2 separate regions of the Homo sapiens genome follow, and region 2 is linked to region 1. Evidence: read pairs that join two places in POLR2A ChIA-PET (ENCODE). Cell type or tissue: HepG2. All regions are shown on one strand.

The links. Peaks named below come from ENCODE experiments on the same cell type or tissue, not always from the same donor. Only the 100,000 strongest peaks of a DNase experiment are listed, where the experiment ranks them.
Region 2: POLR2A ChIA-PET joins it to region 1 with 11 read pairs; 5 of 35 experiments call an interaction of 5 or more read pairs at or near these places.

Annotation. Positions count from the first base shown.
Region 1 is chr21:38,785,243-38,790,242 of GRCh38, reverse strand. It overlaps LOC107985480 (a long non-coding RNA gene), which reads right to left. Exons shown (of 3, transcript XR_001755102.2): 2 at 3,694-3,886; 3 at 1,105-2,591. Among named protein-coding and RNA genes, the nearest start is that of LINC00114, 14 kb to the right of the region's middle. RefSeq lists enhancers at 2,103-2,192, 1,907-3,106. In HepG2, no CTCF peak of the experiment used is centred here; DNase peaks (open chromatin) are centred at 1,562, 2,082 and 2,552; H3K4me3 peaks cover 758 bases.
Region 2 is chr21:38,915,089-38,920,088 of GRCh38, reverse strand. The region is part of intron 2 of ETS2-AS1 (ETS2 antisense RNA 1); the gene reads left to right. Among named protein-coding and RNA genes, the nearest start is that of ETS2-AS1, 21 kb to the left of the region's middle. RefSeq lists an enhancer at 4,668-5,000. In HepG2, no CTCF peak of the experiment used is centred here; DNase peaks (open chromatin) are centred at 998, 2,798 and 3,688.

The DNA of each region.
Region 1 (5,000 bases):
CTGCGTTCTCTGAACTGACTCCTGGGTCTTATCTCCTGGGCGATAACGGTCAATTTTGCTTGACTGTTTCTCCCTCGTGATTCTACACTTCAGGTCTCAGAAGAATTCCCTTTCGCCAAGGCCTTGAGTATTGAGGGTGAAGGAAGCACTGAGACCTCTTAGAGGAGTCACCAGGAGGCTGATGGGAGAGACTGAGATTGAAACGAGCTCCACAAACTCAGGTGGCTGAGCATAGAACTCCCTTTTCACTCCCAGAGATGTCCAGAAGCAGCAGCAAGGCCTGGGTTGTGCTCCTGGCTACTTAAACCTGAGCTTTTCAGGACTAAAAGCCATAGGCAGCCACAAAGAGCACACCTGCTATGGATGGCTGGCGACACTCTGGTCTGGTGAATGGGCCTCACCTGTGCCACCAGGATTGAACCTGGAAGCCCCTCAACCAATCCTGATGTCCATGTCTGTTCACAGACCCCGAGACCCTTGAAGGACGTGTTGGTTCTCTTGTGGGAGGACCTCACTTCCAGCAGCCATGTGCATCTGAGCCTTCCAGCCAACCTCCTACAAAGGGAGGTCATTTATTTATGAGGTCATTTATCAGGAACTTATGCACTGGGGAATGAGTGTTCCTCAAACTTTTAGGGATCAACTGGACACAGATTCTCTGCTAACACCAATTGCGGGGCACTCAGTTACCCTGAAGCTCTGTTGGAGCAGAAGGGGCTGCCTTAAAGGGTCAGATAACAGAGTCATGTGACAACAGAAGCTGTGATGGAGCCCTGACTTTGCCACCTACCACGTGATCCTGTGCAGAGCTTCCTTTCTCCTGTCTCCATCTCTTCTATCACACCGAGGTGGTACACCTTGCTCTGTCCATTATACAGACACTGAAAGAACTTGCCCTCTCCCCTCCCTTCTCCTCCCTCCCATCCAAAAACAAGTGCCTGCTAAGGGCCAGGCCCAGTTCTAGGCAGCCTGGGATGCACTGATGAACATCATGGACAAATATCTCAGTCCTCATGGAGTTTATATGGGAGGGGAACACACATGGTAAACAATAAGCATAATTAATAAGTCAGGTACATAGGAACTGAAATGGCAGTAAGTACGAGATGGCTAAAAAGAGAGAAAACTGAACAAGGCAAGGGAGATCCAAATTCCAGAAAGTCCAAGGACCCTTCAAGATGATGGTTGTCAAAGTTTTTGGTTAGTGGTTATCAAACTTTTGGTCTCTGGATCCCTTTACACTCTTAAAAAGTTTTGAGGATCCCCAAAAGCCCTTGTGTATGTGATTTTACCAATTTTTGCCATATTAGAAATCAAAACTAAAAAACACTTAAAATATGTATTTAAAAGTAACAACAATAAACCTTTTACATAAAATCATGAGTAACATTTTTCAATGAAAAGTGACATATTCTAAAGCAAGAACAAAATAATTAATGGGAAGCATGGCATTGTTGTACATTTCTGCAAATGTTCTTCATTTCTGGTTTAATAGAAGGCAGCTGGCTTCTCCTATCCACCTCTGGATTCCATCCATTGTAGCATCACGTGTCAGGAAGCCTTTAGAAGATTCCATTGTTCAAGCATGAGAGAGTGAGAGTGAAAAAGGCAAACCATACTTGTGAAAGTAGTTTTGACCTCACAGATCCCCAGAAAGAGGCTCAGGGACCCCCGAGGGCCTCTGGACCACACATTGAGAACCATGGCTCTGGTGTGTTCCAGTCTCCTCGTCCTTTCAGATGAGACACTGTGGTCCTGAGTGGACAGTGAGTTCTGAGTTCTTACAGTTGGTCAGCAGCACAGACTGAGACCAGACCCACGACTTCCTACCTTAGCCAAGATTCTCTCCTCAGCTTGATGTGTGTTTGTTGCTTTATTATTTCAACACAAATCACATGTGCAGGTATTTAACTCTGCTTATAATGAAGGAGCAATTTTTAAAAGAAGAAAGGTACAAGCTCAGTGGCCATGGTGCGGCCACAGATAAGTCTTGCTGGCCTGCAAAGCCCGGCTGTTAACTGGCGTGTCTACGCCCCCATCCATCTCACTGGGCAGGGGCTTGCACAATGCTCCTTTGTGCTTTCTGAAAGGCCTGTGTGTTTCAGGTGTAGCCTTGTGTACTGTGAGAAGAGTCATTACAATAACAGTAAATATTCCTCTTTGATGAATGGAACGAAGGTGGTTTAAACTGAAGCTGCATCTTGACGGGAGGAGGGGAGGCAGTGAGCCGTGCAGGCCAGCCAGTCACACTTGGAAGAGCATCCACCCTTCTGCATGAGTGTCTTTGACTCACCTTGACCTTCAGTGCCGGGGTTGCCAGTTGAGTCTATGTTCTGGGAGGCATTGGTTGCCTTAGTCGTGAGCCAGCTAATGTGAGTGGGTCGGCTCTTCTGTTAGATGGAACTACAAATGGAAGCTACCAACTTTTAGTTTCTATTCCAAAAAAGGGCTGGCCCTTGGAGTGAGGGTGGCCTGAACAAACCGTGCCTTCCCTGAGCTCTCCAGGTGGTGTAGGCATGAGTCATTTAGATGTTATCAGGCGGGAGAAAGTCCTGAAAGGGACGCCAGTGAGTCACTGTGCCGGGCAAAGACTGGTGAGACACACAGAAACGAAGTCCAAAAAATCAATATGGTGCGCCTCCCCCAGGGGCCCAGAGGGGATTGTGCAAGCCACGATTCCACCTCCAGGAGGGGAGGGCTGGGCCGGGTGGGGGTGGGTGGGGGCAGATGGCTGCAGCCAGCCCTGGGAGCATGGAATCTGTGGGGATCTCTAAGCCGGAGCCCCAGCACCTGTCGCCTTAGCCTACTATTAACATGCCAATCTTTCACGGTGGTCTTCCTTTTAACATTTAAAAATGTAAAACCAGGTGCATGGGACAGGCTTGAGGGTCTTCTGGAATGGAGGAAAGGAACTGAGCTTTGCGAGAGAAGGCCAACAGGCTGCTCCTGGAACCAGGAAGGCCAGCTCCGGAGAGTTTAAAATTTATCCTTTTAATAGACAGCTCTAACTGAGAACCTATTTTTAAAAATTTTAGTTCCTCAATTTTTTTCAGATAATTTTGACGTCATAAAATAATTTGGTTGATAGAGTTTTTATGGCGGTTGTAAATGTGAATTATTACATACTTACCATGTTTATTGAGACTCTGGACTAAGTTTAAGAGAACTTTCATGTATTCAATACCGTACAGTTAGAAATTCATTTTCATGTTTCTTCTTTTCAAATGTTCAACTCTTTAATTGATCTTATTGATAAAACAGCGCTACAATTAAAAATAGGTGGCAAAAATCTTATGCTATAAATACTGTCTCATGTTAGGGCTTAATACTAATGCGAACTTAGACAAGTTGTCATTTTAAAATCCAAAAAAATATATAGACGAGAATTAGGGTATGTAAATTCCTTTACACCATACTTAATGCTGTTAGTAAATAAATCATTTAAAGAACCATATACATATTTCTCTTGAATTAACACTTGAATGCCCTTATCTCTCTCACAATAAGAATTTGCCATTCTTATTAGAAACATTCACTATCTGGTATAGAGATGTTAAGCTCTCTGTACTGGTTGGTAAGGGGGTGATGGTGCAAGGGAGTTTAGATGAAAAGCTTGGCTTTTATTTGTGTCTGACCAAGCTAGGGCCTTTCTTATCATGTATCATAAGAACCTGGATCCCTTGCTCCACCTACCATATTCATAAGAACATTCTAGATCTACCCAAATCAGGAGCATGCATTTTCTCTCTGTGGTGTCAAATGGGGACTGAGAAAGTACAGGCTTTTTAATGATCCGCACTCCTGGCTCCCCTTCACGTGGGTTCATTCAGCAGGTACGAGGTGCTCAGCAAATGTTTCTGAATGACTGCCAGCATCCAGAAACAGACTGCAGAAGGAAAAATAAGGTTTATTATAATGCCATTGCACCATGAATTTTAAAATAAAATTTCCAACTTGACAGACAACATTTAAACAAATTTTGTGGCCACTTTGTGGTAGTCTCGGACTTGTCAGGCCACACAGAAATTTCAGAAAAAAAAATTTAAAAAGTCAGTCAAGATACAGACACAGAGGCCAGAGCTCAGCAGTGTTCCCCTCTATTTCAGCCGAGGCCCTCACAGAAAAACATTTTGTAAGCTGCCCCCACTGACCCCCAGCCCAGAATCTGCAGCGCCCCTGCCTGGAGGGCCAAGAGGATATTATGCCCATAGCTTTTGTCCAAAACTGCCAAAGCTGGGATTAGAAACCAACAAAAACTTAATGTTAGGATGTAATCTTAAAAGACATAGTTGGCCAAAAAATGCAGCCACATTTGGACTGATAAACAGCACGCAGACCCATTATTTATTTATTATTTAATTTTGCAACTGGATATTTTAGTTTGTGTTACACTAGGGCATAATTCAATGCAACAGCAACCCATAGAATTAAAAGCTCATGCTATACAAAAAGTAAGTTTTGTTTTGGGTGTATTTTGACAGGCAGCCTAGCAGCATTGATCAAATTATGGCTCTGCTGTTCACAAGCTGTGTGACCTTGGGTGAGCTACTGACTCTCTCTGGGCCTCGGCTGTAATGTGGGGGCCACAGCACCTACCCCAGTTGTGTTGTGAGGATCATTAAGCCTCCTGACAATCTCTCTCTCTCTCTGTCTCTCAATCATCTGTCAATCACACAGGCTACAGACCAGGCCACATACACAATGCATCAGCACAATCTATGCTGGGAAAACAAATGCTGTCATTGACCACACTGCATCCATAAAGGATCAATTTGGTGTTTTTATGTAAAGTAAGATTGTTTTCTCCTCTAATTTGAGAATCTGTTAGAGTGATGGAAGTTTGAGAATCTAGAAACACAAAGTAAAAATGAAAAACAGTCGAAGCAGAAGATATAATTTCCTTGTTTCTGCGCTGCCCCACTGCTGTGTAGCGAAATAGAAATGACTTTTTAAAGTTCAGTTTAATACATCAGACAATCACAACCTATTATAGCAAGTGG
Region 2 (5,000 bases), 130 kb before region 1:
ATATTAATAGTGTTCCAGGGACCACATATTTTGTGCACCAATAACCTCAGTCTCTGTTTCCTACTCCACTCTCAGGGTTCCCGCTTTCTGTAATCCCAGCTTGGTCTTGATCTTTTGGTATAGGGAAAGGAAAGGAGAGAGGGTCCCAGGAAGGAAGAAACTGGTGGGATTTTCCATGGGAAGGTTTGAGAACTACTGTTGCATCAAGAGGGAGAGAGAAAGCAAGAGGGTGTCCCGGGAGAACGTGGCAGAATTTGTTTGGAGAGAAGATTATGAGAACTGAAATGTCAGATGCAGACAGACAAAGAAGAAAGGTGGGAAGAAGTTGAGCTGGGTGTGGGATGGAATCTTCCTCTGGCCTGTCCCGGCACCTTCAGTGGTGGCTTAATTTGCCCTTTGCTTTCCTCTTTGGCTGCTGTGTGTTTGGATTTTGAATCAAATACTATGCTATGGCTGGCTTCAGGGTGCCAGCGAACCAACCTGACTTAATGCAGGTTCGTGGGTAATATTGTCAACCATTTACCATATTCTTGTATTATTCACCCATAGATCTTCTCATTTGCTCTCCCTAGGAGGGAATATTGAAATTGGAACCACAACACTTGGGTATATCAGGTTGGAAAAGACAGTTCAACAGATGGCTGGTCACCTTGATTGAGTAGAATGCCACTGGAAGACCACAAATCTCTAAACCATAGTGAAGAATTGGCCAAGGGGAGCAAAATCCAATCAATTCAAGGGGTTCCCCTTTCCAGGGTCTTGGACAGCGAGGTGAGCGTGTGTTTCTAGCAGGTAAAGCTGACACGTGGCATCCAGGAGGTCTCCACTCAACTTGAAGAAATTGAATGAGTGCATTTTGTTTCCTGCTTATAATTTCCACTTAAAGCACCTCTGTAGTTGACCTCAAGGCCTGCTTTGATATCAATCTCCAAAGCACAAAAGGAATCATTTTGCACTTTTTTTCTTCAAGGGACTTACAAATGAAGGATCTGATAAGCACAGTTGATGATTAAACCTAATAAGCTGGCTGCTGGAGTGCTTTGATTTACTTTGGCAAAGGCTCTTTGAGCTTGGTGGAAAACAGAATCAGTTTGTTTGTTTTTGTTTGTCTCTGGCTTTTCTGTTGAAGACCTTGATTTAAGTCTTAAAAGCAGTGGTTTTTTGTTTTGTTTTTTGTTTTAAACCAGAAAGTTCTGCAGGTTGAGAGGACTGTCCTTGGCGTACCCTGCTGAGTGGTCTAAATGGAGTCTTCTGTGATCACCAGCCACCCTGGGAGTTCCTGGGTGATGGCACCAGCCAAGGACATTTGGGGAAATGGTTTATGTATGATGTAACTTTCAATACTTGTATTATTTCCTAATTGTGAAATTAGAATAGGTTAAAAAAAAGGGGTGCAGGAGAGGAAGAGGCGCCTTGAGGTGAAGCTATATTCAGTTTTGCCTTTCAATTTAGGTTGGATTTGGGTCCCTGGGCAAGACTGGCATATCCGTGTGCATATCAAACAGCCAGTGTTGACTTCTCTGATTCTTCTTTCATTATTTATTCATTGGTTCATTCACTTCACAAAGTTACCTGGTCCCAGGTTCAGCAGCAGCTCAGAGACTCATTTGGGAGCTTTTGGAGTCACCTTCATGGGCCACCATCCCCAACCCCAGAGACTGACTCAACCAGCCCAAATGCTTTTCGAATACAAAGTCTAACTTTCTTTTGTGATTTAGACATGGCTGGGAAAAAAATCAACCCGTATAGAAATATTTTCTTGTGGAAAACAAGAGTTCCCTGCCCTGGCCACCCCACCCCAGGCTAGCTTCACAGAAATCACCATTTTAAATTAAATCTTGTAACTATTTCTGCTTTTAGTTCTGCTGGCAATCCACCCCAGGTTGCTAAGTAATGTACGTGTACCGCTTCAAAAATACCCATTTTTGGCATTATCGGTAGATTTCTCCCATGAGAAACGAAGATTTGTTCCCTCCTCCCTCCTGCTAATATAGTGCTTAGGCTATTGCTATTTTGGTCTCTTAGGGGGCTGTTTTATAAGTTTAAATAACAAGCCTTTATTTGAAGCTTCTTTAACAGTGTCTCTTAGACCCTCAGGTTGAAAGAGAATGATGTTAGGCTGGGTGCAGTGGCTCACACCTGTAATCTCAGTACTTTGGGAGACCGAGATGGGTGGATGACCTGAGGTCAGGAGTTCGAGACCAGCCTGACCAACATGGAGAAACCCTGTCTCTACTAAAAATACAAAATTAGCTGGGTGTAGTGGCACGTGCCTGTAATCCCAGCTACTCAGGAGGCTGAGGCAGGAGAATTGCTTGAACCTGGGAGGCAGAGGTTGCGGTGAGCTGAGATCGCACCATTGCACTCCAGCCTGGGCAACAAGAGCAAAACTCCGTCTCAAAAAAAAAAAAGAATAATGTTAGTGCCCCTGCCCCCCAACTCTCCTCCACCCCCGGGGTGCAGGCTGGCTGGGGCTCCGGGTCAACTCTCCCTTCTCCCTCTGTAGAAGCCAGACGCTTCCCCTCTCTCCCCTCACCTAAAGAAGCCAGTTTGGGGCCAGTCACATACTGGATTATGGATCTTCAGAATCCCTGGTCTTTGGCATTTGGAAAGGCCTGGAATATGCCTTTTTAGCAGATGACTGTGATGCAGGTGGTCTGAGAATGTGCTCTACATCTTGTAAAACAGGTGACATGAAATGGCCGTTCTAGTCTATGCAATGGCAGCATGAACACAGAAAGCTGAAACGGGGGATCAGTTCTGCAGCCAAGAGACATTAAAGCTCAAAGGTATAATCGGAAGCTAGAATTCATTCATTCAACAAATATTGACTGAGCAAGCTCTTACTGTGTGTAATGCCTTTCTTCTCATAGTTTTTGCACCGCCACCCCCACCCCTTCTCAGTTGCTTTGCCAGATTTCGAACTCCAGGGGTATTTATTCAGTGTATTGTTTCAAGAAAAGGAAGGTCTTCACAAACAGGTGCAACAGGCCACAGCCTGCCCAGGCGGAGGCTTGCAAGCACCTCTGATAAAGCAGCAAAAAAACACGGGAGGACATTTTTTCTTTCAGATTTTCATATACAGATGTGGAAGAGATAAGGTTAGCTCCATTCTAAGTTCTCTGTGTTTGGTTAAAATAGGCTCAGTTCCTTCCCTCCCTCCCTCCCTTCCTTCCTTCCTTCCCTCCTTCCTTCTCTTCTTCCTTCTCTTCCTTCCTTCCCTCCTTCCCTCCTTCCTTCTCTTCTTCCTTCTCTTCCTTCCTTCCCTCCTTCCTTCTCTTCTTCCTTCTCTTCCTTCCTTCCCTCCTTCCTTTTCTTCCTTCCTTTCTTCCTTCTTCCTTCCTTTCTCTCCCCTCCCTTCCCTCCCTCCCTTCCTTCCTTTTTCTCTTCCTTTTCCCTCTCTCCTTCCATCCCTCTCTTCCCCCTTTTTTCTTTCCTCAATCCTTATTTCTAACTAAAAGGCCAATAAAACAAACAAACAAAAACACATAAATTTCAATAACCTTATAGGCATCCCTTCAATTAGGTCAATAAGTAACCAGATCATCATTTGATTTTTCTAAGGTACATAGAATTGTATTGTGGAAAAACAAATCCAAGGGCAAAGAGAATGCCTACTGTGGCTCATTGTTTTGCGGCAACATCTCATTTAATCTTTACAGCAAACCTACCAGGGAGGTGCCATTACTATTGTTTGTTTAGAGGTGGGGACATGAGTCTAGAAGGGTTTAATCAGCCTGAGGTCCTTTGGTGGGTAGATGACAGAAGCAGATTTGAACTCCTGGGCTCTTGATACTATAGTCAGCTGCCACTGATTGAAAATACCAATTCACACCTTCTAACAAGAATGCAAGATTGACTTGGCTGTGCAAAATATGCATTACATTGTGCCAATAAAGAGTTCACCTAAGTTGTCCAACCTAGCATTTTAAGTCACTTGACCTAAATACAATGCACCCAGTTAAACTGTCCTTGAAAATGACACATCTACCCTAGTTTGTGCCTGGTACTACAATGTCCATAGTAGCATTTAGGAAATGGTTTTAGTTACAAATCCCAGTTTTAGGAAAAATGAAGATGGATAAGCTTTCCAATGAAGGGCTCAGGACAAAGTTGAGGGTCCTGCTCGTTCTCTCTTCTGAAGTTGTTCCCTTCTGAGGGTGTGTTTTGTACAGCTGCTTCTGTTGCTCTGTGTCTTTTTGGCTTCAGATTTTTAAAATCTTCTCTTTAATCCCTGAAAACAAAAGGTAAGCGTATGTCTCTGTGCTTCGTAGCATGTGTCCAAATAATCACCGAGACAAGCAGCTTGCTCAAGCTGTGAGTGAAGAAGCCAGGCTGGTTTGTGTTGCCCTTGGTTTGGGGTTGGACAGTTTCTCTTTTAAACCTCTTCCTAGATGTTGGGATCCCAGGCAGCGATGGGGTCAGAGAAAGCTGCCTCTAAGAGTCAGGTTCTTCTCCACATCCAGACAATGACTGAAACAAATCTTTCTAGCTCCAAAGGCCAAGCTTTCAGAAACCAAGTTGTGCTGTATGTGAGCCCTTTCACGATGGGAGGAATGCCTGCTTCCAAGTAGGGGTTTGAGGAGGAAAGAGATTCAGCTCCGGACCAGCCATTTCTTTTTTGGAGGAAATATATGTGTGTGTGTGTGTGTGTGTATATATATATATATATATATATTTGTGTGTATATATATATGTGTACACACATACACACACATATAGAAATACAGGACATCAAAGCTCTTTCATTTGGGAAGAACTTTCCCTTTGCCATTCCATTAGCATAAAAACAAGCTCCCTGTTGGCTGTTAAGTTCATACTGTGTGTGAACTTTGAGATACAGAAGGATTCATCTGTGTGATGCATTACAGAGATCTTGCCTGGGAGTGAGGACTGTTGATATTGTAAAAATGCACCACTCCTAGAAGGGAGGAACAAAGGAACTCGGTCCAAGAGCCTCTCTGAGACCTCTTCTCCCTTCTCTGTCAGCACAGGAAAAG